Regions from separate parts of the Mus musculus genome. Here all the other regions are linked to region 3. Evidence: chromatin loops called from intact Hi-C (ENCODE). Cell type or tissue: heart. All regions are shown on one strand. Each heading gives the region's core, and the rest is flanking DNA. Links, peaks and the distances in the headings are about the cores only.

The links. Peaks named below come from ENCODE experiments on the same cell type or tissue, not always from the same donor. Only the 100,000 strongest peaks of a DNase experiment are listed, where the experiment ranks them.
Region 1: it touches region 3 in a loop (2.0-fold over the local background); 2 of 42 quality-filtered maps call a loop at or near these places.
Region 2: it touches region 3 in a loop (2.3-fold over the local background); 2 of 42 quality-filtered maps call a loop at or near these places.

The regions. Positions count from the first base shown.
Region 1 is chr1:162,874,804-162,885,059 of GRCm38, forward strand. Fmo2 (flavin containing monooxygenase 2) reads right to left here. Exons shown (of 9, transcript NM_018881.4): 6 at 7,187-7,386; 7 at 5,579-5,934; 8 at 3,210-3,282; 9 at 1-2,276. The coding sequence ends at 1,925. Among named protein-coding and RNA genes, the nearest start is that of Gm32197, 7.2 kb to the left of the region's middle. In heart, for the core only: a CTCF peak has its summit at 5,347 (motif pointing right); DNase peaks (open chromatin) are centred at 4,998, 5,388 and 8,078.
Region 2 is chr1:162,862,088-162,872,343 of GRCm38, forward strand. Fmo1 (flavin containing monooxygenase 1) reads right to left here and starts at 4,523. Exons shown (of 9, transcript NM_010231.3): 1 at 4,152-4,523. In heart, for the core only: no CTCF peak of the experiment used is centred there; a DNase peak (open chromatin) is centred at 4,364.
Region 3 is chr1:162,736,072-162,746,327 of GRCm38, forward strand. It overlaps Prrc2c (proline-rich coiled-coil 2C), which reads right to left and starts at 4,485. Exons shown (of 35, transcript NM_001081290.1): 1 at 4,254-4,485. In heart, for the core only: a CTCF peak has its summit at 4,619; DNase peaks (open chromatin) are centred at 3,590, 3,860 and 4,490; H3K4me3 peaks cover 2,518 bases; H3K27ac peaks cover 1,863 bases.

The DNA.
Region 1 (10,256 bases), core at 3,249-8,248, 140 kb after region 3:
CCAACCGGGCAATTCTGCAGCCCAATTCAGTGGGCTTAGAAGAAAGAAGTTTCCTTTGGAAGAGATTGCCATCAAACTGGAAAGGGGGAGGAGAGTAAGGGGAGAGAACGGAGAGAGGGGCTGGTTTAAAGACAGTGTTCACAAAGCTTTGAAGCAGTAGTTCTCAACCAGTGGGTCAAGACCCCCACAGGGGTCACATATCAGCTATTTGCACAACAATTCATAAGAGTAGCAAAATTACAGTTATGAAGCAGCAATGAGATACTTTTATGGTTGAGGGTCACCACAACATGAGGGATTGTTTTAAGGGGGTGTAGCATTAGGAAAACTGAGAACCACTGCTCGGAGGGCTAAAGAAGAGCTATTTACTTAAACCTTCAGTATCCTGGCCTTTGTCCCCTCTGCAGAGGCTCTGGTCTGGTCTCTGGGCATAGCTTATCTTTTGCAGTGCGGTTCATGGAAAGAGATGCTATCAGGAGTGTTTGTAGCCTGGTGTTTGCTATGTTGCTCAGTGTTTGTTGACACTAAACTGCTGGTGTCTCCTTTAGTTTTCCGTTCCAAGAAAATGTCTCTCATAACTGACAACCTCCCCCTGCCCCTTATCAGATGACAAAGACAGGACATTGCTGAGATTTGCTTTTCTTACCTATAATGTTAACCCTATAACCTCAGCCATTGTAGAGTTTCATCTGCTTGGGAGATGCACTTCACTTCATTTCTTATACTTTCACATGGTGATGATTAAATATCACTGCATAGCTATTTTTAATACTAAATCTCTTTGTAATTATTTTTCTTTTGAGACAGGTTGTCACCATGTAGCCCTGGCTGGCCCAGATTTTGCTATGTAGAGCAACCCAGCCTCAAACTGGTAGTAATCTGCCTGTCTTGACTCCTTAGTGCTGGGATTAAAGGTCTGTACTACTGTGTTTATCCCAAGTGCTTTTTAAATTCCAGCGGACATACAGACCTAATATTGTAAATGAACCTAGACAGATTCTATTTGCAAAGAAAGTGCCATTTTCTACAATAGTCTTAGAAAACTTTATGCTAATGAATAGAGCTATTGTGTGAGTTTATAATGACTAAAATAAGTGATTAGGAAGTACTTCGTCAAGAGTGGACTATTCATTAATAAGCATATTGCATGGGGAGGTCATGAGCATAAGTTTCTGAGTTTAACAAATTGGGCTTCAATTGAAGCCTCATCTCAAGACCAGCTGTTTAGGATATGCTCTATAATGTCCCCTCCTCAGTGCCATCTGTAGAATGGGTGATATATATAGCTCTACCCATCACACAGTTGCTGTGAGAATTAAATCCAATAAAATACATAATGTACACACAGCACAATGTCTAGTCTATGAGAAACAGTATCTATCTATATGTTGTAGCTAGGGAATATTGTTTTCATTTTTGCATCAGAAGTGGGAACTGTGACCAGAGTATGCATAGGAACAGCACTGAGCATCATAGTGTACAAGATGTGAAATGTCTACTACAATTTCAGTTCTTCAGTGTCTTGCCTTTTTTTTTTCTTTGAACTCACAGAGATCCATCTGCCTTCCAAGTGCTAAGATTAAAGCCATGTTCTAACATGCTCAACTATGACTTACTTTTTATTCTACATAATTTTATTGATTTTTTTTTTAATCTTGTAACTCAAAACCTGCCATGGCTGATAGTACTATCTACCTGTGCTGGTGTTATTATAGAATACCATGTGGAGACTGATGAATTTGGGGAAACAATGATAAGAACATCCTGTAACCTTAACTTAGTTTTATATCTAGACCTAAGTTTTCTGATCTCCCTACAATTAGTCCCCCTACTTATTCCCCTAAAGTAAAATTATAATGAGGATGGAATTTCTCCAGTTTCCCTTTCAAAGAGGCAGTGATGGAGAAAACTGTCATGTGACTGATTAAAACCCCTGAAGTTGGAAAAAGAAGGCCAGAACAACAGCGAGCAGCCCCAGGATCTTGAGCAGGAAAGACACTGGGGCACTATCAGAGGACTGGAGAGTCCGGGTCTTTAAGGGTTTCAGGATCCTCTGCTTCTGGGTGAGGATGGCGTTCCTGGCTCCTTCCCACTGCCCAGGTCCAACCAGGCGGTACTGGTAGGAATTACAGGGTCCGAAGTAGAGTTTCACAGCCAGTTTAGGGTCTTTGAAAAAGAGAGAGACGAAATCTGGCTTTGCACCTATCTCCAAGGCGAGTTCATCCAGGTAGTCAACGTAGTTGGTCTGCAGTATCTGACTCTGGCTTTTCCCAAACCTTAATGAAGCAAATAAAAAGAGCTCATTCATAAAATCCTCTAAGCTGTGTCTTAATATGAGGCACTTAGTAGCGGTTTAAATAATAAAAGAATGAATGAATGAAGAGGTGAGTTTTGAATGAATCTCTGGGAGGTTCCATCAGGAGGTTTGTATCTCAGATTAATGAGTAGCCTACAAAATTATTAGACAAATTTATGGAGACTCTAGAAATGCCATGATATTGAAATGGTGACCGTTATTTGTTACTTATTAAGCTGCTGTAAGTGTCCAAGTAAGAATGTATGGCTCAGGATTGATGCAAATGCTCATGAGATGGTAGAGAGTTAGTGTCTTCTAGCAAAGGGATGCATAATATTCCCTTGTTCCACTACTAAAGTACCCTATAGTATGGCTGACATCTAGTAGATGCTCAGTGTATGTTGGATGAATTAGAATGTGAACTTGAGATAACACCTTATGCCTGTAAGGCAAGTTAGCTTTCCGAGAGCACCTGATTACAGCCAAGCTCTGTCCCAACTCAACAAAACTGACAAACCCAAGTAAGTTTTGAGAGTGCCTCAGGCTACCATTACTACCAGTGCCACCACTGCCCTATGACATTCCCTGAGTGTGGGTGGCCTTAAAAGATATAGAATTTCACATGGGCATCAAAGAAAACAGAAATGAGCCCAGGGAAAGGTGTTCTGACTTGGCACTATTTTGTTTTCTTGAGTAATGGGTTCTTACACTAGGATGTCTAAGAGCCAAATGAAACAGCATCAGTTTACAAAGTTCCAGTCTCATCTATAGGGCCTTTGACTTGTAGGTTTGGCCTGGGCTGTGCTCTAGGACTGCACCTTTAACAGCTAGCTGACTCTCACAGGCAGTCAGGTCCTGGTGTTCTGTGAAACACTACTCCGTGTAGACCATGTGCTAGAAGGAAAGTGCTTACAGGTTAACTCTTTTTTCATTTCTTTCAACAATGTCTGCCATCATAGTCGTCTCCGAAGGCAAGCTACACAAGCCTAGAAAACAAAAACAAAATTAGGTTTGAATAGTGAGTTTGGTTTCATGCCATTGACTTGTGTAGTAGTTGTTTTCTAAAATTAAGTTTGGGCCATTTAGTTGTCACACCAGGCAGGACCTCAGGGCTCCTGGATGGCAGGAGTGAGACCTCCATAGTTGAGCATGGCAAATAGCATAGACTATGAACTGGAGCAGCCATTTCTGGAAATGGAAGGGGCTGGAGAAGGGAAGTGTGCTGGTGGGGTGGGCTCTATTCTACTATTCTAGTAGTGACAGGACACTCTAGAAGAGTTTCCTGGATGATGTAACAAGCTTAGATTTGCCCTTTGGAAAGATCCATCTGGCTCTTTGATTTAAAAAAAAGAGGGCTCATGGGAGGTGAGCTTACTATTAGGGAAACTAGGTAAAAGGCTGTTGAAGGAAATCTGGTGAGAGGGGAGAGTGTCCTCCTACTGCTAAGGGCAGTTTGGCTAGATAAAATAGTGTGGTGATCTCTCTCTCTCTCTCTCTCTCTCTGTCTCTCTGTCTCTCTGTCTCTCTGTCTCTCTGTCTCTCTGTCTCTCTGTCTCTCTGTCTCTCTGTCTCTCTCTCTCTCCCTCCCTCCCCCCATCTCCCACACTCAAGTGTCCTGCAGGCTTCAGATGGGAAAGATGTCCATATTCTTGCATGTGGGCAGACATCTAGGATCTCAGACATTAGTAGTCCAAAGCTGAGGCTGCCATTGAGACCCTCCTGCCTCTATTCTCAGCCACAGCCAGTCTCCAGTACTGGGTCCACGATTCTTCTCCTTTCCTATGTTGAATCACAAAGCACGCTCTTCTGCCCCTATCCTTGACACCTCTAACACATTTGTTCTTGTTTCCACTTTGTCTCTCAGCTCTGGTCCGGGCTGCATTGTACTTTAGCACAGGTGAGTGCTGGTGCTTTCTCAGTGGTCTTTGAGTTCTATCCCTGATTATTAAATCTGTGTTCCCAACTACTGATGGGATTACCTTAAATGCAAAGGAGACAAATCTTATTCTTTCAGTATAATCCGCTCCCTGGTGTCTCTGACTTAAGAGCTTTCTAAGATGCAGAGTCCAGGTTTTCAGGCCACACTTAATCTGGACGGCTCCCTAAAGGGTCAGAGTCCTTAGGCGCACATGATTTGGGACGAACCTATTTATATTTTTCTTCTCTTTCTCTTTCCTCCATCCCTCCCTTTGCACCCCCTTTCTTCTTTACTTTCAAGAAAGTCTTCCTAGAAGCCTTAGCTGTACTGAACTTGCTATGGAGCCCAGGCTGCCCTTGAACTCTTATCCATCCTCCTGCCTCTAGACTGCTGAGATTACAGGCCTGGAACCACTTGAGAGGTAGAAGCACGTGATCTGGAATTCAAGGCCAGGCTATATAGCAAATTTGAGGACAGCCTTGGCTATAATAGATTCCTTCTCACTCCCCTTCTGCAAAACAGAAACAAAACTAAAACCAAAACAAACAAACAGAAACTATGTACACACACACACACACATACACACACACACACACACACACACACACACACACAAACCAAACCTCCTCACAGGTGTCTATACATTTAGGTTTTAGAATCCCAAATCTTTAACAAAGCTTTTGTGTCCACTGGTTCTTCTCTAAGATTAATCTCTCTTCCCCTCCCACCTCCAGCAATGGGAGGCTCCCAGTTCTCTGCAGGCATCCTGTCTCTGTTGTCTTTTGTTCAGGAAATCCCTTTTCTGGATCTGCGAAACTCAGACACCAGGAAGTGTTCCCGGACCATGCACGTTCCGACAGGACCAAGCTCCTGTTTCCACAGTATGCATTCGGCCAGCAAAGCACTTGTCATGTTATTAAAATGACTTGTTTAAATTTCTTTCTGGCTCACTAGATCTCAGCACAGGCTAGGTGTCAAATGAGACTTTTCTTGAACAGAATTGAACCCCCCAAAAACAGGAGAAAAATTAGCCTTTCGAGGAAGATGACGTGCTGCACGGGCAAACCTTTGAAAACATTTAAAACCTTGTCCCAGTGAGATGGCTCAGTGGGTAGAGCCATGCTAGAGTGCAGGCAAACTGAGATTTACCTCCGTGCCCCACAAGGTGGCAGCAGAGAGACAACACCCTCATAGGGTAGCTGTCCTTTGGTCTCCCCATGTACTCCTGTTTTTGACACATACACACACACACACACACACACACACACACACACACACACACACACACACACACACACACGAATAAAGTTTTTAAAATTAAAAAAGAAATGTAAAACTTCCGCTGAGTTGAGCATCTCACTCACCTTTGAAAACTCTTGTCGCCCAGCGCGCCTGAAGCTCTACGGTTGGGAAGATGGAGCCTAGAGGCTGGATGAGACCTATGCACGCAAGGGTTGGCTTCTCCAGGTGAGGGGGAAACATGGCTTTGTACAGGGAAACCCTATTATCCTCCACTTTAACAAGTGAGTCTTCCAGGAAAGAAAAAGAGAACGTATACCCCGTGGCAAAGACAATGATATCCACGTCTTCCTCCACCGTGCCATCCTCGAAGACCACAGCTGTCTCCGTGAGCTCCTTCACCCGTGTTTTTACTTTGATGGCTCCGTACAGCAGGCGGCTGGGGAGGTCGTCGTTTAGCACAGGTTCTTTCATAAGGTATCTGAGGCACACAGGAAAGAATGCATTTAGAGGGGTCACTGACAGTTTTAGGGGTAGTGCTGAAAATTCAGGGTTTTATTTTAAATAGCCAGGAAACTCTAACTCAACTAATTTGCCTGCCCCAAACTGTGTTATTGAACTCATTCGAATCTTGACAATCTCAAGTAGATGATAACAGCAAAAATCAACCTAAAGGTGGAAGTCATTCCAGGGGCTTAGATATGATCCCACCCAGCACCTACTGTTAATCTTTGAATTTGCCGGTAATTACTGCCCTTCGGTGCCTCTCTCTCTTTTTATGCTATGTAGTTTTCATTATTTGTAGCTTCATTTAATCTCTACCTGATAGTAAATAAGGGAAAATAGACTACATTAGCAATGAGACCTACTGTGGGGTCAGTGTGAAAATCAATGGATAAAATGAAAGTTGCTGATATTTACTGATCTCAGTATCCATAGGAGCCCTGTTTGTGGTGGGTGGTGGAGCAAAGTCTGATTGTATTTCTGGAATTCTTGGTTTATAAGTTATTTTATTCTCTCTCTCTCTCTCTCTCTCTCTCTCTCTCTCTCTCTCTCTCTCTCTTTCTCTCTCTTCCAAACAAGGCAATACATAACATGGATACTGGATTCATCCACCATTCAGCCTAATGGGGGCATCTATTACAAGACTCTCAATGTCTTCCTATCCTCAGGAGTAGGAGACTGCTAACATTTGAAAAAGGTAAACAAACATCAGCAATGTTTACTTTGATATTAGTAAATATTTGTCTTCTGGCTACATGTTCCTTTGGAAACAGCCTTCAGGGTACATGGGCGTGGCAAGGGTTGACCTATCAGATGGAGAGCTGTCTTTTCCCATCACCTTGCTCTGAGAGGATCACCAACTCTTGAGGAGCCTTGGACAGTCTGAGTGTTAGAAAGCTCTTCCAATCAACCCCAACCCTGAGTTATGGAGCGGTGTCTAAGCCTCTATCCCAACTTCTTAACTCTCTCTCTCTCTCTCTCTCTCTCTCTCTCTGTCTGTCTCTCTCTCTGTCTCTCCCTCTGTGTGTGTATATGTATGTGTGAGTGTTTTGTGTGTTTGTTTTTGACACACAGTAGAAATTTGGAATTAGAACTCCAGGATCGATACAATTATACATACTGTTGGCTTACAGCTCAAACTATCATAGCAAATAGGACCTTTGCAAAGAAAGACCACATCAGGCAACCCTGGCTGTGATGAGTATACCACAAAAACAGAATAACAGTACTTGTTCTGAGGCACCAGACCATAATTTTCATGGTTGAACCATCGATTCATCTGTTGTTCCATCATCCACTTGACGACCGTGCGGGGCAGGACATTTCGGAGCATGGAGCTAAATCTAGTGTGGAACACCATGTCCCAAGGGTAGCCATCTTCAGAGATTCGACTCATGACCCAGGATCCATGTCTGGTGCTGACAAACACCTGGTGAAAAGAAATTTCAACAGCAGGTGAAATTTGACCAGTTGCTATGAAAGGTGTTTGGTGGTGCAGTTGGCTGAATTCTATTTACTGTGTTAATTTGTGTGTAGTGTATGTGTGAAGATGTGTGTGTGTATGTGCACGTGTGTGTGTGTGTGTGTGTGTGTGTGTGTGTGTGTGTAAAAGGACGTCAGAGGTCAACCTTGAGTATCATTTTCATTGTTATCCATCTTGGGTTTTCTTTAGTTTGCCTTGAGAGGATTCTCATTAGGCTAGGCTGGTTGTCCAGTGTCCAGGAAACTGCCTCCATTTGCCTCCCCAGCACAGGAAGCAAGCACCACCAATACTAGTTTATGTGTCTCCCTCCCTCCTCCCCTCCCTCCCTCCTTTCTTTCCTTCTTCCCTCCTTTCCTTCCTCTTAACTCTTTTTCATTGTTTAATAGTCTCATACATTTATATAATAATAACTTTTAGTCATTTCCTTCTCCCATTTTCTTCTCTGGTTCTGGGGGTTAAGCCCAGGTCCCCTGCTTGTGAAGAAACCACTGTATCTACTGAGCTACTGCACCAGCCCCCAGGTTCCATTTTAAAAGTATTTAACGTCAAAGTGAGGTCCTCCTAGTTCTTTCTCTTCTCTTCAGCAGCTGCTATTTGGTAACATGTGCTGATAGAGGAGTGGCCCAAAGCCCGGATAATGTTCTGGAGGCATGACAAAAATCCTTGCACTAATTCTCTTGGTCAGTCTACTTCTCCTGTGTTTACAGTGTGGTCTGTTGTTCCTTCTTTCTTCTCACCGAGTCTACCCAAGAAGATCTGTGGTGAATAATCACAGGTCTTGCAAGCGTGTGCCTACTTTGTAATGGCTGTAGTCAGGCATGCCTGGATCCCACTATTCTGGATGGGGAATAACAAGAGCAATTGCCTCTTTCACGAGCTAAAAAGAACATTATGCATTTTAAAAGTCAAAACCATTGCCTGTGGTTCTATTCCTCTCCAAGTACCCATCATTTTCCTTTAAATCATTTTTATGTTTTGAGATTATATCATTCCCCACTTCCATTTCCTCTCTCCAGTTCCCCCTGAGTACTCTCTGATTCCTCTCTCTTTCAAATTCATGGCTTCTTCCTCATTAATTGTCATTATTGTGTATATTTTTGCATTGAACATTAAATTTTCTCTTGTTTTCAAAATGTACATTTAAAAGTCTTGTCAAAGATTTTTATTTTTGGTTTATTGTTACCCTCCTATGGTCCAAATACATCATTTTAACTTCCCAATTTTTTTGTTTCATTTTTATTAGTTCTGTTAAGATTGTCTTCAATAAGTAAATAAGACTCATTTGCAAGACATCCAATTTTCTTAAGAGGTTTAGGCCATGGACTCTGGGTCCAGACTTCCTAGGTTTGAATCTCAGCCTTACTCCCTATTAGCTGACTTGCCTCGTATGAGTTATTTGGATTGCTCTATGCCCTAGTTTTTTTTTTTTTCCCAGAATGGAGGCAGTTTAGCATCTTTCTTATGACTTTATTGTGCAGGCTAAAAGAAGTTATAGATTGATGTGAAGTACAAGCACACACAAACTCTCATTGTTTTGTAGGTTGGCCTTGGAGCAGGGATTACAGATTTTTCTTTTTTGAGAAAGGACCTCAATCCCACCTACACTTGCGGAGAATCACCTCCTAGAGCATTGCTTTGCTCCTGGTCTGTGTGCGGACATTTGCTTTTGACTTCAATCTGTTCCTGTTGTTGCTCTGATGCAGACTTGACAACATTGAACTAGGTCTTGGACATGCTATTTAAATACTCCATCATTGTCTCTTTCTACTATTTCCTGTTTCTCCTTCTGTAGGGTCAACATGGCATGTTCTATTTTATTTATTCTCCTTCTATAGTGACCGGCTTTGATGCAGAGACGTCTAACCCCTAGGTGACGACTGGAATCCACATGAAGGTCAAGGTTCATTCAGGCTGCCATCTCTCAGTTGCATACTTTCAGCCCCAGATGTGAAGACCTGAGAGCTTACTATTCTATTTTAATTATAGATTTATATAATTAATAACTGCTGAAGAGGGGTTCTATGTAAAAGTTTAATGAATTATAAGGCACAGGTATATAGCAAAAATAGCTTCATGGCATCAAAAAATCAAACATAAAAGTGGTTTTAAAATTTCATATTTGAATCTCTGGGATATCTGCCCAAAGTCCAAATTAGTGACGTGTAAATCACTGAGTACACGGAATGAGTGCCTCTGGATGACTCTTTACTTGGCTAACAGCAAACACTGCTCAGTTCCTTTATTCCTGTCCTATTCCATTCTCTTCCTCCCAACCTTTAGAGCTGTTTCTAGCGTGGAGGAGCTGGGGGCTGATGGTTCCCACCCCTTTCTGCTGTGCTTCACATTTTGCTTGTTACTTCTTTTCTTTTTCTCTTCTTTTCTTTTTTACAGACAGGGTTTTTCTGTGTAGCCCTGACTGTCCTGGAACTCACTCTGTAGACCAGGCTGGCCTTGAACTCAGAAATCCACCTGCCTCTGCCTACCAGATGCTAGGATTAAAGGCGTGCGCCACCACTGCCTGGCTGGTTATTTTTTTTTTTTTTACTTGTTCTGTATGGCAAGGGCTGAAGGCATTGAAAAGCTAAAGGTGACAGTGATATATCATTTATCTAAAAATTTATCTATCTCTCATCTATCTATCTATCTATCATCTATCTATCTATCTATCTATCTATCTATCTATCTATCTATCTATCATCTATTTATCAATCTAGCATCTACTTATCTATCAATCATCTATCACCTATCTATCTACCATCTATCACCTATCATTTATCTCTATCTATCTATCTATCTATCTATCTATCTATCTATCT
Region 2 (10,256 bases), core at 2,091-7,090, 130 kb after region 3:
GGAATCAGTGTGGTGACATGGAAAAATTGCTCATCTCCTTTGGGTCCCAGTTTCCTCATTGTGACACAGGGTATAATGTTGGTACCTTACCAGTCATTCAGTGAAGAATAACCACTTTTTTTTGGAAACAAAACAAAACAAAACAAAACAAATGACCGTAGGGGAAAAAAAGAGAGCATTGCATATAAACGTTGACATTGAAAGCAGTGAGCTTGCTGGCTCTGGAGAGTGTTAGCAGGTCAGCCAGAAAGCAATGCTTGCTGCTTTTTACTGTCTGGGAAGGTGAGAAACCTTTTCTAATAACTGGATTAAGACAGAGAGGGAGGCAATTCCCCTGTGGCTTTACTGAAACTAGAGAGGAGGGCAGCAGGGTGAGTGTGGCTGTCCCAGAGAAAGCTAGTTAGTAGGGGCTGGCCCTTCCTTAGTGACCCAAAGAATGCTTATTCAGCAGAGAGCAGCTGGTCAGCTTCCTTGCCTAGAGTGTTGTTTCAGGCGCAGGCTTGCTGACAGAAAGAAAGAAGAATGTATCTACTCTATTGTTAATAGAAGTAGAGGGAGAAGCTCAGACAGAGGCTCTGCTGAGAAACAAGTGGAGTCTTCAGACAAGGGATTAAAGTGTTCCAGGTTCACATGGTAAAAGAGCACATCACAGTGACTCTTACCTGGCGAGTTTGATACAGTAATGAGAACACCTGCTTTTCCCTCACAGAGAAAAAGAAAGGATCAGGACTCATGGTGCAATTGCAAAGGTTCACTATAAACATTCACCAATATTTCAAACTCTGAGACTGGCTTTACCTAAGCCCTAGGTGGAGTCTAGATCCCAAAGTTTTGGAGACAGTCTGGGTAGATGAAAAGTTCATGCAGAGAGTGCATCGGATGCCATTAAGAACCCTAGATGTAGATTCTGGAGATCATTCTCCGATTAATTCAGGCATCAAACACCCACCGAGGGACTTTGTTGATAATCCTGGTATGCTGCTTTCTATTGAACCTTTGTTTAGAGCAGTGAGTTGGGTGGGAAAGTCAAACTTGAAAAGGAAGAATTTCAATTATTTTTGTTTACACACCAAGATATTTTATCTCTAAATTGTAGTAAGAGCTGGAAAGGAAAAATGTTTTAGGTTGCTTTAGGTTTTGAGGGGTCACTAGGGCGTTAGCAATCAGAGGAGAAGAGGCAACAGGCCCAGAGCCAGGGAATAGCTCTGGGGTGGCAATGGTTCCTTGAGGCATATGTAGCTGCCCAACTACATGGTGAGCTCAACTCTCTCTTTATTCCTAGGGAAGCTACAGCATGCACGCACCCAAGGGCATACTCCATTTTACTATTGATTAAGTTGGTCGTATCTGTGGGTCTTCTTCCTACATAAGGCCATGCTTTCCCAAAGTAAGATATTTTCTTTGAGTGTGTGTGTGTGTGTGTGTGCAAGTGTGTGTTCCTAGTATGAGGTTTGTGTAATAATAGTGTTGAATAAATATTTGGTAATGGGTTGATTTCTTGTTGGGTAGAATGAAACCATCATCTTGCATGCTTTTCAATAATAATAGAAAACCATAACAGAGCAAATTTGTATTGGAGGTTAATATCCTGAGTCATATACTGATGCCTCATAACTGCCTTTTATCAACTATGCAGTATGTGGAACACCTCCCTCCACCAGTCTGCCACTGTGACCCAGTGTGAGCCAGACTCACTCGGCCACTTCCGGGTAATGCATTTCCTTGGAAGCTGTGTTTCAGTATTGACGGTGTTGCAAGTTAGTGACATGGGTTTGGATTTCAGTGCTGAGTAATTATCAGTAGAGCAGATAATTTATGTCTGTGTCTCCATTTCCCCTTCCCTAATATGAAGCTAGAGGGATACCTGACCTCAGGTATTGTATAAATCACCCTGTTAATGTACAAGCGGCACTGAGAGTAGCTCTCAGGCCCTGAGAGAAAGTAATTTGTGTCAAATATACCTGTTGCCATATGCCTATAATTCTAGCACTGGTGGGTGACTAAGACATTTTTTTAAAAAATGGAAATAGCTTACTAATGTTACTAATTATTGTTGAGTTATTTTACATCTTGATGCAAAATTAGCATTTAAAGTATTACTTTTTAGAACTTTCAAAAAAAAAGACCAATTATTATTTGGAAGTTTTAAAAGAAAAAATATTATTGTTATGAAGAAAGCATTGTCAAAGTTAAGTGAGTATGGAAGATATCAAATCATACATTAAGAAACCGTAGCGAGCTTGCTAAGGCTGGTGTTATAGAGGGAATAGGAATTTAACAAAAATAATAAAACAATTCAACCACACCGATTTCCAAATGAGTTGGGAAATCATGCTTGGTTGCACAAAAATCGCTAATGTTTAACGACAGGGTCAGAAATGACTGTTTTCCTATGGATTTTGTACTGTCTCCTCCACATCAATGACAGAAAACACAAATAATTAAACAAGATCAGATTGAGCATGCTCCTCCATTATTGAGATACTATGTGGGCATGGGGAATCTCATTTCCAAAGACAGAGGGGCCTTGAGTTATTTAAGAGTGCCAGAGAGCACAGTGATATTCAGTGTTTTGAACCATAGTTTATGGTAGCTCAGATATAAGTATTTTTTTTAGTATTTTTTATTGGTTATTTTATTTATTTACATTTTAAATGTTATCCCCCTTCCAAGTTTCCCCTCTGCAAACCCCCTATCCACTCCTCCTCCCTTCTGCTTCTATGAGGGTGCCCCCGCCCCACCAACCCACTCCCACCTCACCACCGTAGCATTAGACAGGGTCTCATACTATATCTCAGACTGGTCTGGACTTACAACGTAACCCAGGCTGGCCTTGAGCTTCTGCCAATCCCCCAAGTCAACCTCCAGAGTGCTGGGATACTGGCATGAGCCTGGAGCATGTCATAGTTTTAGCGTGAGACAGGGCTGTGTTCCATTCAGTGACACCCCCCCCACACACACACCCCGGGTCCTCTCCATGCAGTTTTATGAAGCAGGGGCTCAACAGCTTCTATGATAAAAAGTGGGAAAGTGTTCTATGAGGAACAACACATGAGAAGGTCCTGTCTTAGCTGATCCTAAGATCTGAGAATCTACAGCGCTCAGCCACCCCATAAATCCACACTGAGTGTGATTATGAGTGAAATAAAAACGAATTTTCTTTCAATTTCTTTACAATCTGTACAACCGCCTACAACAGTTAGAACATAAGCACAGATTTGTTTGGGCTTGACTACTTAGCAGGAACTTTGGCCTGGGGGAACTGTGAAGGAATTGCTGACATGCAAATCATCACTTTAAACCTGGGAAGTTTGGGAACCTCTAATCCAAGTCTTACCTTTTGAGTGTGTTTTAAATTGACTTGGAGACCTTACTGTTTTTTGTTTTTTTCAGAAGATTATCCTCTAACTGAGGGTAATTAGCACTGGATCAGTTAACCAGTATGACTCACTTACACGTTCACTAGGAAGGCATCTTTATTCACGCAGGCAGGTACCCCCACATTCTTCTTTAGTGTGTGCCAATATCTCAGAATACTGACAGGCACAGACTGCCCTATCAGAGCATATCCCTAAATGGGTTGTGTCAGTTCAAGCGTTAGCACTTGTAGTATATTCAGATGGATAATTGGGACCTGGGCTGGAATAAGAGTATGTTCTGAGATTTGTAACCTCTTAACAGCAGACATTTACTTCCTCAAGCCTAATCCTAAACCATCTACCACATAACACATGCTGCCTCTTACAAGGTTATAACAAGTTCCCTAAGAGAGTAAAGACTCTAAGAAAACAACTGGGCATTGAGACCCATGTTTTCTATGCTTACATAAAATATATGGAATTAAACTGTAGAAGTGACTCTCAAAGCCTTCATCTGGATACTTGTGGATTGAAGATTAGCAGATAAGATTTATAAATAGTACAAAAATCGAGAAATTTGATTCCCAAGTACAGAATAGAGCAGGAAACACAGAAACAGAAAATTGGTGAAGTGCAAACCTAAGTTAGTCAACTTTTCAGAAAGGCTTGCTTTTTGTTTCAGTTAATGTAACATACTGATACGTGGTAGATATACCTTACAAACCATTAACTCATACCATGCTAGAGGCTGCTGAGGGAAGCACTTAATAACTCATCCAGCAGAGGACTTACCAGTAAATGCAGAAGTTTAGCAATCTGACTTTATGTTCCTGTGACAAGGTCTCAAGTTCTGTTCCTTACGTTGGAGCAAGGGATGGTCGAAAAATTCCCCCAGGGTCACTCGTGGAGGGAGCTGTGTTCTGTTGAGACGACTCCTCTCTGATGTACAATAAGAAAAAACAGGAAAAACTCAGCTCCACCTTCTTCACCCAGAGGAATCGGAGATTTTTATGGGGTTACTGACTCTAAGTAGCTGTAATTGCTCATTCCAGTGGCCCTGACACAATTAGGATCCCAGAGCTAGTAACAATCAAAATTGTTTTGAGCCAGTGTTTGGGAGTTCCCTGCACACAGGATGAGCCTGGTCTAAGAGATAAGAAGCGTTAGGAAAAAAAATTGGAACCGAAGGTTAGCTGTTGTTTGTGTGTTCAATTGATTACTTGCAACAGTGGTATGCTGAGAGACAGACTGCCTGGTGATATGTACTTAAAACTCATCCTTCTGTTTGCAAACTATAAATGAAATTGGGTACTTATAATGGTATCCTTCATTTCATTCTTCCCTGGGCTAAGGATGAAATTAACATCTGCTACATAAATTCACAATCATATTAACAGCTGCTACATCAAACTTGCATTTTAAGACTTTTGGTCCATTTCTCACTTAGAGAAAATTGTTATTTTAAAATGCACACATTACTTACATTTATTAAACACATTTTAAAGCTCCTTTAACTGTAGATGATTGTCCAGGTGCTTGGGAAATGCAAGACAGATGTGTGAGAAGTACATAGCCTTCGAAGTCATGAGTCCTGGCTTCTAATGTGTTCACTAGCTTTTTTTTTTTTTTTTTTTTTTTTTTTTTTTTTTTTATCAAAGTAATCTTTGAAAAATGTTTGATTTTGCTCAGCTCCAGATTCCTCAATTAAAAATATGTAATTCAATGGCTTCCTCAAATAGTTATTGTGGAGTTAGATGAGGTAATCTATGTGAGATGGTCATGCGCATAGGAAACTCTGGTGCATAAGGGTGTTGATAGTGTTATGCATTGCTCAATTATTATTTTATCATTGATCCTCAGTATTGAAGAGATTCCTACAGGCATGAAAAAGAAAACTCCAAGAGACATTGCTCAATTATTTTTTTATCATTGATCCTCGGTATTGAAGAGATTCCTACAGGCATGAAAAAGAAAACTCCAAGAGACACTGGTGGACTGAGGCAGTAAAAGGCTCTTGACAGGCTAAATATTTTCTTAACCATTTCAGCACAGCCTGTAACTTCACTTCTGGAGGATGCTATAGAACATCAAACATTCCGATTGTTTGTTCGGCTCAGCTCTGATCTTGCTGACTCATTAAGCACTTGGCAAGTCGACAACATTGCTGGCTGTGAGTTCTTAGTTCAAGTTACCCTCCTGAAGCTCTGAGGATGGTAGTCATTGAAGGATTTCAAAACTTAAATTTGACCATAAGGTAAGCCTTCAGGACGACTGTTAGCTCAGATGTCCCTTTGAATGTGACCTTCAGTCAGAAGCATCTTAAGAGTTAGGACTAGGTTACTGTCCAAAGTTTAGCATTCAAATTACGTTGGTGTGTACATGGAGAACACTAAAGGAGTCACTTGGCCCCGGTGGTGACAAACTGCACATAAGGGAGATTAGGCTACTGAGTGATCATAAACATGATCATTTTACTATATTCATTTCCATAATTGGCCAGAGACTTTTATTAATTATTAAATGAATGAGGCATCTGACCTTCACTGGTAGTTTCCATTCTGGCTGCTTTTAGGGATCAATATTAGTCACCTATAGTTAAGGATACAGGATGAAGAAAGGCCTCTAGCCTGTTAGTCAAGTGAGCCACATTGGTAGCCAATAAATTTTCTTTAGTGCCTAGGACTGGACTCAGTTGGTTCTTCAACCCATGGGGAACCAGGATACTGGTACAGGTGAGCAAGAAGTTGGCAAAGAGTGACAAACAGACATTGACACAGAGAGAGTGCTGTATCTGAACGTAATGTCTCAAAGTGAGCATCAGACTTATATTACAGAAGAAAACAAAGAAGTTAAGTGACACATCAGCCAAGGTACATTGAAGTTATCTGACATAAAACAGAGAAATGCATACATAAAGACTGGCAGGAACCAGGCAGAGTTTACAACTGAGGTACTATCAGCCCTATCTAAAGTCAGCTATTGATAGGATCCAGGTGAAAGGGCGAATATGCCCAGGTGCAATTCTGGTCTATTGAATAACCCAGCACCAGAGTGTTTCCACTCTTGCTAACCTTTTCATTAATAATACAATACTCTAGTTCCTCCTTAAACCATAACCCTCCTTGTTCCTAGACAACTGTAAATTCCTGAATATGGGAGTGACTCGGCTGTAATTCTAAGTTTACTTTGTTGAACTAGCCCTGAGATTTTTAGTTCTTATCCAGTAAAATACTGCAAGAAAGCATGCAAGACCCTCCACATTTTCGCAGGGACAAATCTGGTTATGGGGCACCAGAGACTCTTCAGGAGACAAGTTTCTGTGGAACAATTTGCCTCAGGACTGCAGCCAAGCTTTTGGACTTGCCACTCAGACTTCACTGGAGTGAGTGTGGACTTTAGGAAATAGTATAGATTTGCACTATATGGCTCCCTAGTGGTTGGTTGGAAACATGGTTAGTCTGCTCAAATAACTGAGAGCCAAAGTAAGCAACATGCCCGTTCTGGGCCAGAATCGCGTAAGTAGACAGAACAAGCTCTTCATTTGCAGTCCAATAACCATCCACTTTCAAGAAGGATGTTCTTCTGTCTTGGATAGGCCAGTAAGAAGTGCTGAGGCATTGCCAAAAGGTCCCCAGTGTCTTAAGAAAAATTCTGTTTTACTTCCAAGTATTGCTATTTGGTGATGAATACATTGTGCCCAGCCAGCACTAAGCAAAGAACTAGAAGGCTGTTAACTGAATCTTTCATTCTATCTCAAAATCATCTCCATTTAAAAATTTACTTTTAGTTTTAATTAGTATGTGTGAATGTGCACATGTGATTGCAGGTGCCTGCAGAACCTGGAAGAGGACATGCAGTCCCCTGAAGCTGGAGTTACAGGAGGTTGTGTGTTATCTTATGTGGGTGTTGGGAACTGGATTCAGGTCTGCTGTAAGATCAGTACTTGCTTTCGACTGCTGAGCCATTTCTCCAGTCCCATCGTCTTAAATCTCCTTTTCTTCTCCCACTTTGATTCGTTCTTAAAGCCATATAATTTTAGAGCTGAAAAGCTACATGGGGTTAGTTTTAGCCCCACTTATAAATTATACCCTTTTCCTTTCATGCCATGCCAAAAAACAAAAACAAAAAACAAAAACCAAAAAACCCAGCAACAAAACCAACAAACCAAACCAACCAACCAACCAACCAAACAAACAAACAAACAAAAAAACAACCCCCAAAGTTTAAAATATATGCAGATCTCCCCTCCTCAACTCCCCTACATAAAGTACTTTTCTTGGCTGTGTTTCATTAAGAAAGCAAACATCTTTAATAGGAGCCAGTTCTCCCAGGCACATTCTCTTACACGTTGATGTTATTCATTTTATCTGTGAGAACATGTCTGTTGAAAGAAGGCACTGGAGGAAGATAGAGGGGGAGCCCCAAGGCTACTCCATGCCAGTTTAAATGTGTCTCTGCTAGAGTTAAAGAAATTTATGAGCTGCCCAGTGTGTGTTCTGGGATTTGAACTCAGGTCATCTGATAGAGCATTAAGTCCTCTTAGAGAACGAACAATATCCCCACCCCGGATATACACTGTTTGTTTCTTTTTGTTTGTTTCTGAAGTAAAAAAGAAGGCTGGATATATAGCTCAGCATTCAAGAGCTTGCCTTATAACCCATTAAACTTAAAATGTTGTCATTTGAGTTTTCTTTGGATGTGTAGGTATCACCACGTGTAGTATAGTGCCTGACACATAGAAGTGTTTACTGAATGTCAAATGGATGAATGGATTGCTCTTGCTTGTGGGGGTTGTGTAGGCTTTTCTATGATGTCATGAAGATGTCAGGAGTTTAAGTTGGTCTCTCTGTGAGAAATAGACCCCTTTAAGAAACCTTTCTAAGTTTAGACAACCAGAGAACTTATTTGAAACACATGTAACTGAATAGCAGCTGGTATACTCCTGTTTCTGACATATGTCCCTGACTTGACACTGTCCCCATGACTTTATTTATTTACTGCTCTGTGGTATTTTTATTAATAACAGCTCCCTGATCTCTAACTGTGCTGCTGCTGCCTGCTCCACATCAGCCTGTATTTGGAGCTCAGCTTCTCTGGTGTTTGAAAACTCCACTTTCATTAACTGCATATGTTCATCATTTTCGTGAATACTCTAAAGGTGAGGTGTCACTGACCCTACAACAGCCTTCTCCCATCCTACCAACTTTACGGTTTTCTTATTTCGATTCCTTTCTTCTTAAAAAAAAAACAAACTTGCCTTCTCAAAGTCTTGCTTTTATTTTCTCTAGCACTTGTGAAGCTATCTCATAACAACGCAGTTCCCATTCTTATTTAGATACTCTAACAGTTAATTTAATGTAATATTTATTGCTATGTACATCAACACAGTTTTATTCTATGATGTCAGACACAAACATTTAAAATGCTTTCTTTGACAACCTGCACTTCATAGTAATGCTAGAATAATTCTCATCTTTGATGAATAGAGATGGAATATGCCAATTGATGTGATATGTCATTTTTGGATTCTAGGCAATTAATAGAAAATACAAACATATCATGGCTACATTATCCTGTGTACCTTCACACAGGGAAGGCTTGAAAGTGGGCCGCCCTGGCTCTGACAGCCAAGGATCTCACTTACAAGTCATAAGACTTGGGCTCTCTGATTTACGTTGATGCCAATCTTGAGACAGGGCTGCTATCACTAAGTACAAGGAAGTAAAATCGAATTGTTCATGACATACAATGGCTCTGAGTAGTTTATGCAGGTCGCAAAGGTTGCTGAGCCTTAAAATAGCTCAGGAAGAGCTATATCTACGAGGAACTGATGCCTTTATACAATCATCCACTGTCTACCGGCCAGTTGCTTAAAGTATAGAGCTATTTGGTGGCAAACCTCCTCATGACATGCGAGCAGAATCCTGCCCCAGAATCCGTAGTGTTTACAGTCAAGAGACTAAGTACAGTCACATGCTACAAGCCTCAGAACACTTGTCACCCACATGGTAGAATGGTCAGTCCTTATGATGGTTTGTTAAGATTCACAGGGCAGAAACTCAGGCTTCTCTGGGCCTCTCTGACAGCGACAGCCCGGTGGCCCCGAGTTCTCTTCCTTCCACTGTACATCAGTGTGTGCTGTTTACAGCCGATCTTTCTTCCGTCTCTCCATCACAGAGGCTGGGGCGTGCACTGTGGGCGGATGATGACTTTTGCAGCTTTCCCAGGCTCCCCGCTTATTCACCGACACAGGTATCTTCCTTAATAACACCTTGCATGCTCCATCTCACTTTGGCGTCTGACCTGGATCAGGTGGAGTCCAATGCTGAGAGGCTTTGCCTTAGCTGCTTTGATCTGCTCCTAGGTCACAGGGCAGGATGGCCAAGTCGGTTTTGCTTGGTGTCAGCACATTGCAACTCCTGGAAGCAGGCCAAAGTTGTTCCAGGTCAGGAGCGGTGTCCAGGGAGGGAGACTGGCTTCAAAGAAGCCCCTTCCTCTGGGTTAAGCTTTCAAAGCCTTCGTGTTTTGGAATGGTTGTTTGAAATTCTTTTATAGTCATGGCCTGGGTAGTTCCCTCTAACAATGTCTTTGCTTTTCTCTACAGAACACATCTGGTTTTTATAGAGGAAACCAAGGAGCTCCCATGTGGAGGGGGTTTATATGAAAGATTAGCAAGAAGGATCTTCATGGGGAGAGATTTGGAGGAGGGTGGGAACAGGCTCGCAGTTTGTTCAGAAGAGCGAACATTGCTGACTACAGCAGGAAGTACCCGAGTGCAGGAGGAATTTGGCTCCAGGAGAGGCCAGGCTGGGGACTCGTCCTTGAAAGGAACAATCCTCACGTCTCTTTCCCTCTGTCCTCTTTCCACATCAGTCTGTGTATCTGTGTGTCTGTGTT
Region 3 (10,256 bases), core at 2,571-7,570:
TGCCTCAAACACAACACTCAAAAACCTCAGCCGAGGATGACTGTTAATGCCTGTAATGTTAGCACCAAGGAGGCTGAGGTAGGAGTTTGAGGCCAAGCTCTGAGCTATGGCGTGAAACTTAGGAACACACACAAACACACACACAGTAAGAAAATTACAATTATTGATATTTGTGTGGATGTGCCTATATTCAGAGACCAGAAACTGTCAGGAGTCTTCTAAGACTCTCTACCTTGTTTTTGAGAGTCTCTCACTGAACTGGGCGTGTACTACTCTTGGTTACAGGCCCGTGTAGCAATGGATGTTCATGAGTGCTGGAGATTTGAACCCAGGTTCTCTTGCTTTCACAGCAAGCACTCTAACCCACTGAATCACTTTTTCTGCCCCACAATTTTTATCTCCTAGCCATAATGTCTTCCTTTATCGTAATTAACCAGACATGATATATTTTTCTGAGTGGATTTTTTTTTCTACACCAACTTTTCTCTAGTTTAATCACATGACTTTAATTTCATCCTCAGGTATTAATCCTAAAATTATAAGGGAGCTTTCTGTGGTGTGAAGGGCAGTATTAGGGACTAAACCTAAGCCTCATGGGTGCCACACAAAAGCTCTCTCCGGTTCTATGGTAACCCCCCACTAACACACACCTTATTAATGCAGTCCAGGGAAGCCTGGAACTCAAGAGAGTTCTGCCTCCTGCTCTTGGTAACTCTAACCATTCTTCTTTAAGACTAAGTATCTTGGTAATAAGAAACAAAGCCACACTCCTCTGAAAATTAAGCCAGCTATGGGGCCACAAGCCTTTATTTAATTCCAGCTCTGGGGAGGCAGAGGTAGTAGGCCAATATGTGAGTTCAAGGGCAGCCTAGTCTACACAATGACTTCTAAGCCAGTTAGAACCAGTCTCAAATAAAACCAGAAAAATGTGATGCAAATCAGCCTCACAATGAGTATTGGCTCACTTAACCTTATTTGAGGATGCAATCTTTGGTATTTCTAACTATTCAATGTAAATAAACTATGACACCCACCATATAAGCTAAGTGAGAGAACCATGGGAAAGGCCCAGGAAAGGAAGACTAACTGGGAAAAATTCCTAGATAGCAGTTTTGTGAGACAGGGCTTCTTTGTGTCTGTAGCCCTGGCCGTCCTTCAACTCATACAGTTCAGCCTGCCTCTGCCTCAGTGTTAGGATTAAAGATAGCTACCATGACATGGCTTCCTGGATAAGTTTTAAAAAATACTAGTAATGCTTTCTCTATATGCTAGTTGGGCCTTCCTTTAATATTCAGCATCCAGTAGTGCCTCTAAGGGTGAATCCAATACACTGGCAGTAATACTTTTAGTATCCTAGGTAATATATGCCAATATCTGCCAATGAAACAAAAGTTGCTTGTTGAACTTCAGTAATAACCTCATTTGACTGGCTCTTCTAGCAAAGACACAGGCTCCTAAACATGACTGTCCTGCTACTAAACTCTAGAATAAAATGGTAAGTGGTACAAAGACAAGTTTATAGTTAGCTCTAAAAGGAAAACACAACACAAGTGACTCTAAAGAATTCTTAAAGCCACAAAGAAACTCTGATTGATACATCTATGGTATCACTGACCTAAAAATGCTGTGACTCAGGAAACTAACATTAACTCAGAATTCTTAGCAACAATTAACACATACTGTGTCACTCCACTCTAAGGCAACAAATAAATCCTGCTTTTCTGAAGTCAAAGTGTTTTGGTCAGAACTTGGGTATTAACTGCAGGCTGCTTTCCTTGTGGGATGCTTTCTGCTGGGCACGGTAGCACTCACCTTTAATCTCAGCACCCAGGAGTCTGAGACAGGAGGATCTCTTGAGTTTGAGGCCAGAGCCTGATATACAGAACTCCAGAACAGCCAGGGCTCTGTAAGAGAGCCTTTGCCTCAAAACAAACATCCCCCAAAACAAGAGGATTCAGTTTCCTAAACATGTATGTAATTGACTTCTTTTGCATTTTATCAATGATGAACTCTTAGAAACACTAGTTTCTTCTTCCAGGACTCTCCTGCTTTCCCTTCATCTTTAGCTGTCCTTTTACTTACTATCAGATATCAGAATGACAGAAATTACATAAAAAGCTACCACCTAGCTAACTAATAACTGGAAGTGGGGGTTTGGGGGTAGCACATAGACTCAAGGAAACAGTATTATATTCAAAGACATTGAAGAAATTCTGCACTTCATTCTGAGCTAGAACTGATGCCAGGGTTATTTACTATACAGAGCACAAAGGAGAAAGTCTTATGAAATAAAGTGCAGTATGTAAATGTAAAGAGGAGTGGAAGAGGAAAAAGAAACTACTTACGGATCCAAAGACTTAGGCTATTCTGAGAACAGATTTTACTGCTTGAACACTAGTTTCTTCTTCCAGGACTCTCCTGCTTTCCCTTCATCTTTAGCTGTCCTTTTACTTACTATGCACTAACCACAGTAACAAGAGCATTACTCAGTCTTAAATTCTACAGCAAGCCTGAGAGGTACTGATATCATCTTTAGTTTATAATGAAGGGATGGGCTCACAATCACTTCTCAAAAACAAAACAAAACTGAACATTCACAAGCTCTCACTACGCAGCCTAGGCTGGCCTCAAGCCCATTTCTGTCTTCCCCTAGTCTTCCTATGACACCAAACAGACACTACGTTTACATCTGGCAGCATTTTAACCTTCACATGTAACAATGTTCAAACACCCAAGCAAGCTAAAGAAAAAGTACCAGTTAAAAATGTGCCTTATTTTAGCAACAATTATAAATGTACAAGACCAAATGAACACTTTGATAGTTCAGAGCATCCCCTCTGGGTTTAGAAAGTATGGCTTTGACTACAGCACCACTACAAATTTGTGACCTTGATCAAATTACTTCGATCTCTCAAATATCTTGTCCTCATCTGTAAACCAAGTATAAGAGCTCCTTCCTCAAAGACTAGGATCAAAAAGGATAATGTATATAAAGGTCTTGAGAGCATACAGTTAGAGGTTAAGTAATGAGAGATCAGCCAGCATTCTATGTTCTTCACACACACCTACAGACACCCCCCCCAAAAAAACCCAAAAGCTTATTATGACAAATTCATCCCAGAAAAATCATATAAAAACTTCTTTTCTATATGCAAACTCAATCTATTTCTAATTTTTGGAGAATCAATGCATTTGGAGCCAGCCAGAAAAGATGCTGCAGTGCATCTGTGACACACACCTAAAAATGGCTCCAGCCAAAGCAGCATCTTAATGACCAACATGGAAGCTTAAATCTACTTTTAAAAAATGCTAGAGGTCAGACGTGGTGGCCGCTTCATACCACCCTCTCTGTAACGTCTATTAGCGGGAATTGACTCCTGAGCACTCGATGAAGCAAGCATCTTCCGATTCTTCTGGTGCATTCCCAAAGAGAAACCCTAACAGGAGGGCCGCCTACTGTACAATTCTAAGTATCCTGCTGGGGTATGAATTTATGAACCGAGGTTGAAGACCAGCCAATGCGGAAATCCGGGTAGTTTTAAGAGTCAGGAATTACTAGGCAAGTTGGATCCCCCCACCCCAAAGATCTTGAACACACTTCAAACAAATATACATCCCCTTTAAAGAGATCAGAGCGGTCCTTATATGCAAAATCAAGCAAGAGTCCTCACTGGCTCCCATGCTATTTTTCTTCGGTCTTAACTAGGGTCTCTACTCTAGCAACCAGTAATACTAAACGCTCTCTCTGAAAATCAGGCAGCAGCCGAGCCGTATTCCCACAAATGCCGGGCTGGAGCGGCCTAGAGGGAGGAAAAGACTACTCAAATCCTCCAAGAAGTTGTTCAGCTTGTCCCCAGCGGAAGTGGGGTTCGTTGGTCCTGGGTCCTGGTAGAGCCTCTACGACCGCCCTGGACTACACACCGCTGGCTGCAAACGCCAGCCATCACCACAGGAGCATCCGCAGGCACTAAGAGCGCTCGGAGCCGCCACGGGCACCGTCCTCCACGCCGTGGAAAAACGGCGCGCGCAGGCCCCGCGCGGGCGGAGGCTCCCTCGGCCATCGCAGGGCCGCCCCGCCGCAGCACACGCCGCGCACATGGGCGACGAGCCCTGCTCCGGATCTCCGCGGACAGCACGACGCCGGGAGCCCAGGGAGAGACGCCGCGGGCCCCCAGGCCTGGCTCCAGCGCCCGTGCCTTCCCTCCCTCCTCCATCGGGCCTCTTCACGGTCCGGACGCCCTCGCTCTCCTTACCCGCCAGGGTTGAGAACCAAGTCTGCGCGCTTCCAAGGGGCTCGCCCCGGACGGATCAGGGTCAGGGGAGGGGAGATTGCCTCGAGAGACCGTCCGCAGGGCCGCTCGGTCCCGAAAGCCCGAGCCACCGCCGTACAAACCGCCAAAGCACTTTCGCTACCTCCTGAGAGGGTGAGAGCGAGCGAGAAAAAGAAGCAAGATGGCGGCTAGCCAGCCCCTACGTGCTACGTCATGACGTTGCGTACGTAAGGCAAATCTCCGCAAGACCGCCCCGGGGGGGGTGGAGGGGTTGAGGCTGCGGGGTCACGTGACAGCCTCCGCCGCTTCTCGACTGCGGCGGAGGGCAACGCTACCTCCTACTGGAAGGAGGGAGTTCGTCAAGCAGAGCCATTTCGGAGACAAAGCTTTTCCACCTGGGAAGATTCCAAAAACCTTGAGCCCTCCGTGAGGAATCACGACTTGGTTTGTCTCCGTGCATTGACAACAACTGATGGAGGAACATAAACGTTTACAACCTGCGCTTTGACCGAATGTTCTTAGGGGGGGGGGGGGGGCAAAGTGAGGGGCCATGGTGTGGTGGCAATTTGAGAAGACCGAAGTTACCTCGGAGTGAAAAAAATAATCCAAGTGTTAGGGACAAAAGCGACTGGCGTGCTTTGCTGAGGCCACCTTCGGCATTTGTAATTTTGGTGTAAAATAAGGCACTGTTTATTTCTGACTCCTCTGGCAATGTTTACCTCTTGGAACAACTACCTAACAGAGAAAACTAACAGTTAAGAGTCACTCATGCAGGCCGGGCCGTGGTGGTGTACGCCTTTAATCCCAGCACTTGGGAGGCAGAGGCAGGTGGATTTCTGAGTTCAAGGCCAGCCTGGTCTACAAAGTGAGTTCCAGGACAGCCATGGCTATACAGAGAAACCCTGTCTCGAAAGCCAAAAAAAAAAAAAAAAAAAAAAAAAGAGTCATTCATGCAGATGTTTACTAGGTAAGTGTATAGTAGAGACAAGGCAGTACCCGAAGTGAGGAAGGAAAATGATAATATTCTACCTGGGGGCTGAGCATGTACCTCAGTGCCGCGTAGTATCTTGTCACATATATGCAAGTCTCTAGGTTTGGTCTTCCTTTCCCCAACGGAAAGAAGGTAATCCACGAGTATGTGATATTTCTCTACTTTATGAGATATCTATAGTGTATAATAAATCCAAAGATTCTTGTCCTGGTCTGAGTAAACTCCTCCGCTTGCAACTGGCATGTATTCATGGGGTGATACCACAACGTTAGAACAACCATAAAATAATAGCGCAGTAACCACAAGTAACTTCTTCCCCAATTGACATTTGTGATCATTTGTTTTAGATTTTGTTTGCTTTGCATTTCTGGGGCTCGAATCTGGGGCTTGCCTTCAACATGTTAGGCAAGTGCTAATCCAACTGAACTATAACCCTTAGCCCCTTCAGAGACCTTCCAAAATGAGACATAATTTGCTGATTGATAGAACAGGACAGAGAGAGGCCTGTCTTTTCACCAAGAAAACACCTTGGTTATTTTCCCACAATCCATTAGAACCAGTCTTCTGTATCCTGGACTTGAAGTATCTTTCTTGAGCAATGCAGGATCCCTCCAACAATCAAATATGCTGACATCTACCTGGTTATGAGACTGACATGTACAAACAGAATATTAATTCATGAGTTTCTAAGAGTTGTGCATTAGGGTTCTCTAGAGTAACAGAATTTATAGAATGAATCTCTATGTATATATAGAAAGAGATTTTGTTAGAATGATTTATGGACTCTGGTATAGCTAATCCAACAATGGCTGCCAATGAACAGAAGGTCCAAGAATTCAATAGGTTTTTCAGTCTACAAGGCTAGATTTCTCAGTTGGTTTTCAGTACATACTGGAATCCCAAAGAAGACTTTAATACCAGTGAAGAAATGGACTCTTGTTAGTGAGGAAAGAGCTAGAAGACAAATAGCAAAAGCTACCTTCTTCAATGTCCTTATATATAGGATAGGCTTCCAGCTGAAGGCATAGCCCAGATTAGAGGTGAGTCTTCCCACCTTAAAAGATCCTGATTAAAGGTATGTTTTCTAATATTTATGTATTTATGTATTTATTTATTTATTATATGTAAGTACACTGTAGCTGTCTTCCCGACACTCCAGAAGAGGGCATCAGATCTCATTACGGATGGTTGTGAGCCACCATGTGGTTGCTGGGATTTGAACTCAGGACAGTCGGCACTCCTAACTTTTTTTTCTAAACTCAAAGATACAGTTTAGAAGTGGATCTTCCACTGGGCAGTGGTGGCACACGCCTTTAATCCCAGCGCTTGGGAGGCAGAGGCAGGAGGATTTCTGAATTCCAGGCTAGCCTGGTCTACAGAGTGAGTTCCAGGACAGTTGGGGCTACACAGAAAAATCCTGTCTCGAAAAAGAAAAAAGAAAGAAGTGGATCTTGCCACTTCAAATTAAGCAAGCAAACAAACAAATCCTCACAGGCAAGCCCCTCCACATTTGTGGGTTTTAGTTAATTCCAGATAGTAGTCAAGTTGATAACCCAGAATAGCCATCACAAACTGTGACTTGTATACATCCATGCTCAAAACTGCAGAGCTGGTGAGAGACACCCCCCCCCCCCACCCCCGACATGGTCTCACTATGTAGCTCTGGCTGTCCTGAAACTCACTAAGTAGACCAGGTAGACCAGGTTGATCTTGATCCAAGATTAAAGGCATGGACCATTGCCCAGGATAAGCCAGTTATCTACCTATTTTTTCCTCCTGAATACTGGGATTCAAGGCACGGGATCCGCTCCTGGCTAGATACAGCATTTACTATAAGAAACCAAAGGGGTCAGAAGATGCTTGGTGAGCAGAGGTTCAGAACAAGTGTTATATACGAGGACATTTCTTGACTTATCTGGTTCCACAAGAGGATGGTTTTGTTTCAAAAGTTGAAATAAATATTGAGTTTCTAGTGGTTGCAGTTTTCTACATTGATTGCCAATATAGCAGGGACATCCTGCTGTGATTTTGATTCAGGCTTCGTTTCTCCTTGACAGCACTTGGATGGCTACCTGCCCTGAAGTGCCCCTGTGTGTTCCTTCCTCTGTTTCCATAGCTACCTCTTAGCAATGTTCTTTCAATAAAAATCAAATCACAGTGGAGTCAGGTCAGTGTGTGCTTTAAAGGCAAGTTTACTTATCTCTACTGGTGCTCACTGTATGCAATCTTAAAGTTTAACTCTCAGAGGGCAGTTTTATTTTCCTCATTACTCATTTCTTTTGGTGGTGAGAGGAGGGAGAATCTAACTGAAATCTCCACGTGTTAGTTTCACGCCCAAAGCCAATTACTAGTTTTGGTGCTGGTGAGATGCTTTGATGAGTAAAGATGCATGCCACCAAGCCTGATAGCCTGAGTTCAATTCCCAGGACTCACGGTGGAGAACAAGTTCCCACAAGTTATCATCTCCTTTCCATGGGTGCAAATGTCAGGAACCTCTACACAAGACATGCAATGTAATAAAACTGTTACTTTTTAAACACTTTTTGCACTGACCCAATGACTTAGTGGGTAAAGCACTTGGTGTGCAAGGGTTAGAACTGGAATTTGGATCCCCACAACCCATATGTGGTGGTTTGAATATGCTTGTCCCATGGAAGTGGCACTATTAGGACGTATGGTTTGTTGGAGGAAATGGGTCACTGTGTAGGGGGGCTTTGAGAGTCTATGTTCAAGCTTCACCAAGTGCAGAGGAGATTCCCCTCATGACTGCCTGTGGAAGAGTGTCTCCTAATTGCCTTCAAATCAAGATGCAGAACTCTGAGCTCCTTCTCCAGCACCGTGTCTGCCTGCATGTTATGATGCTTCCAGCTATGATGATAATGGATTAAACCGCTGAAACTATAAGCCAGCCCCAATTAAATGTTTGCCTTTATAAGACTTGCCTTGGCCATGGTGTCTCTTCACAGCAGTGGAAACCCTAAATAAAACACCATATAACTGTCAAGTAGGCATGGCAGCCACCTGTAATTCCCAATACTCAGATGATATCCACAGGGATCCAAAGCCAAGCTGGCTGACTAGGCTAGCCATATCTGTGTGCTCTGGTTCAACTGGAAAGCTATGAGGACTCTGATGTCAATATCACACCTTCACATCCATGCCACACACTTGTGCACATGTCCATGCATGTGAACATCCATATACACATGCCACATACGCATGTATATGTACACATACCACATAAGTACGTATATACACATAAAAATAAATAAACAACTTTCCTTTGTCTTAAGTTGCTTGGGCAGCTCCAAACACCTCAACAACTGTAGATATATTTGACACAACAAAAAATGTTTCATGGAAAATTAAAAAAAAAAACTTGTGGCTTTTCAAACAATAATTTTAGTCTATCATTAGATTTGCAGTTGGTGGTATGGAATCAGGCAAACTAGTTTTTAACTGAAAACAAATTGACTCCCCAAACAATATAATCTTTTTTTTTAATGATTGTTCAGTGGTATTTACTAATGATTTTTAAAAATAAAATATTTACTTATCTGGGTGTGGTGGCATAAACCTTTAATGGCACTTGATAGAGAGAGGCAGGTGAGGACTCTCTATTGAGTTTGAAGCCAGCTTGAACAACTCCTACAGATCGAGTTCCAGGACAGCCAGGACTACATAGAGAGACCCTGCCTCAAAAACAAAAATAAATAAATTTTACTTAATTAAAATGTTTACTTTATCTTTGTTTGATTCCAGAAAGCTGGAGGCACCAAAAATGTATGAGACATTAGATTACAAATAAAACAATCAGCAAGGCTGAGAGTGGTAATGCACCCCTTTATCAAACACTCTGGAGGCAGGACCAGGTGGATCTCTGTGCGTTCAAACCCAGCCTTAGCATAGCAAGTCCCAGCTAAGGCCATCTAGTGAAATACCAACTCAAACAAACAAGCAAACAAATAAATAATACAACGAGCTGGAAGCCCAGCATGTGGAAACTTGGAAGATGAGACAGGAAGGAGGGCTGAAAGTTGGAGGCCAGCTTGGGCTCTATAGAAAGACTCAGCTTCAACAAACAAAACCAGGATGTCTCATACTTAGTAAGACTGTGAGACATGATGGATTGGATATAATGAAAGCCATAATAATCAAGCACTATGTAAAAATGTAGCCTTACTTTATTAATAACTACAGATGCTCCAAGTCTGTAAACGAAAACAAGAACAATATTGCCATTGCTTCGAGGAACCACCCCTGGGGCTGGAGAGATGGCTCATGGGTTCTTGCTTCACCTCCAATGAACCCAAGTTATGTTTCTAGCATCCATATCAGACAGCTCATACACCTTGGTGTGAACTTTTAGGGATCTTGTGAACCAAGAGTACCCAGAGCACATGTGGCACATTGTTGCATAAATACACTCACACACATACACACTCACACACACACATGCTTACACACTCAATAAGATACAGTGCAAAAAGAAACTGCCTTTTGCCAACTCATATGTTTTATGTGAAATATTACAATATATGTAACATATAAACATTTACATTATATGTAACATACGATAATATTTTTATTTGTCAATCTATTATTAATTAGCTAAAAAACTTTTTATAATTGAATAAAAGATACATTTTGGTTAAATTTTGTCACATCATGTGCTAATGCATTTTGGAGTAATTGTGATTTACACTGTCCACTCTACGTATTTGTAACATTTAAGCTGAGAGAATCTAAGTTCTTAGAGTGGTGTGGTGAGCCAAGTCAAGAGGGTTCAACGCGGTTAGAGAGCAGAGAACATTATCAGGGATGTTACTCAGGGCTGGAGCAGTAAGGGGAGGAGGGAGGAGGAAGGGAGATGGAAGACAGAGAAGACTTGGGTCCCAGTTTTGCCTTAAGCTTTCTTGAATGAGTTCACCTGAGCCAGGAAGTGAGTCACAGCATGAGGCTGGGATCAGAGGGGGAAGATCTCTAAGAAGTGA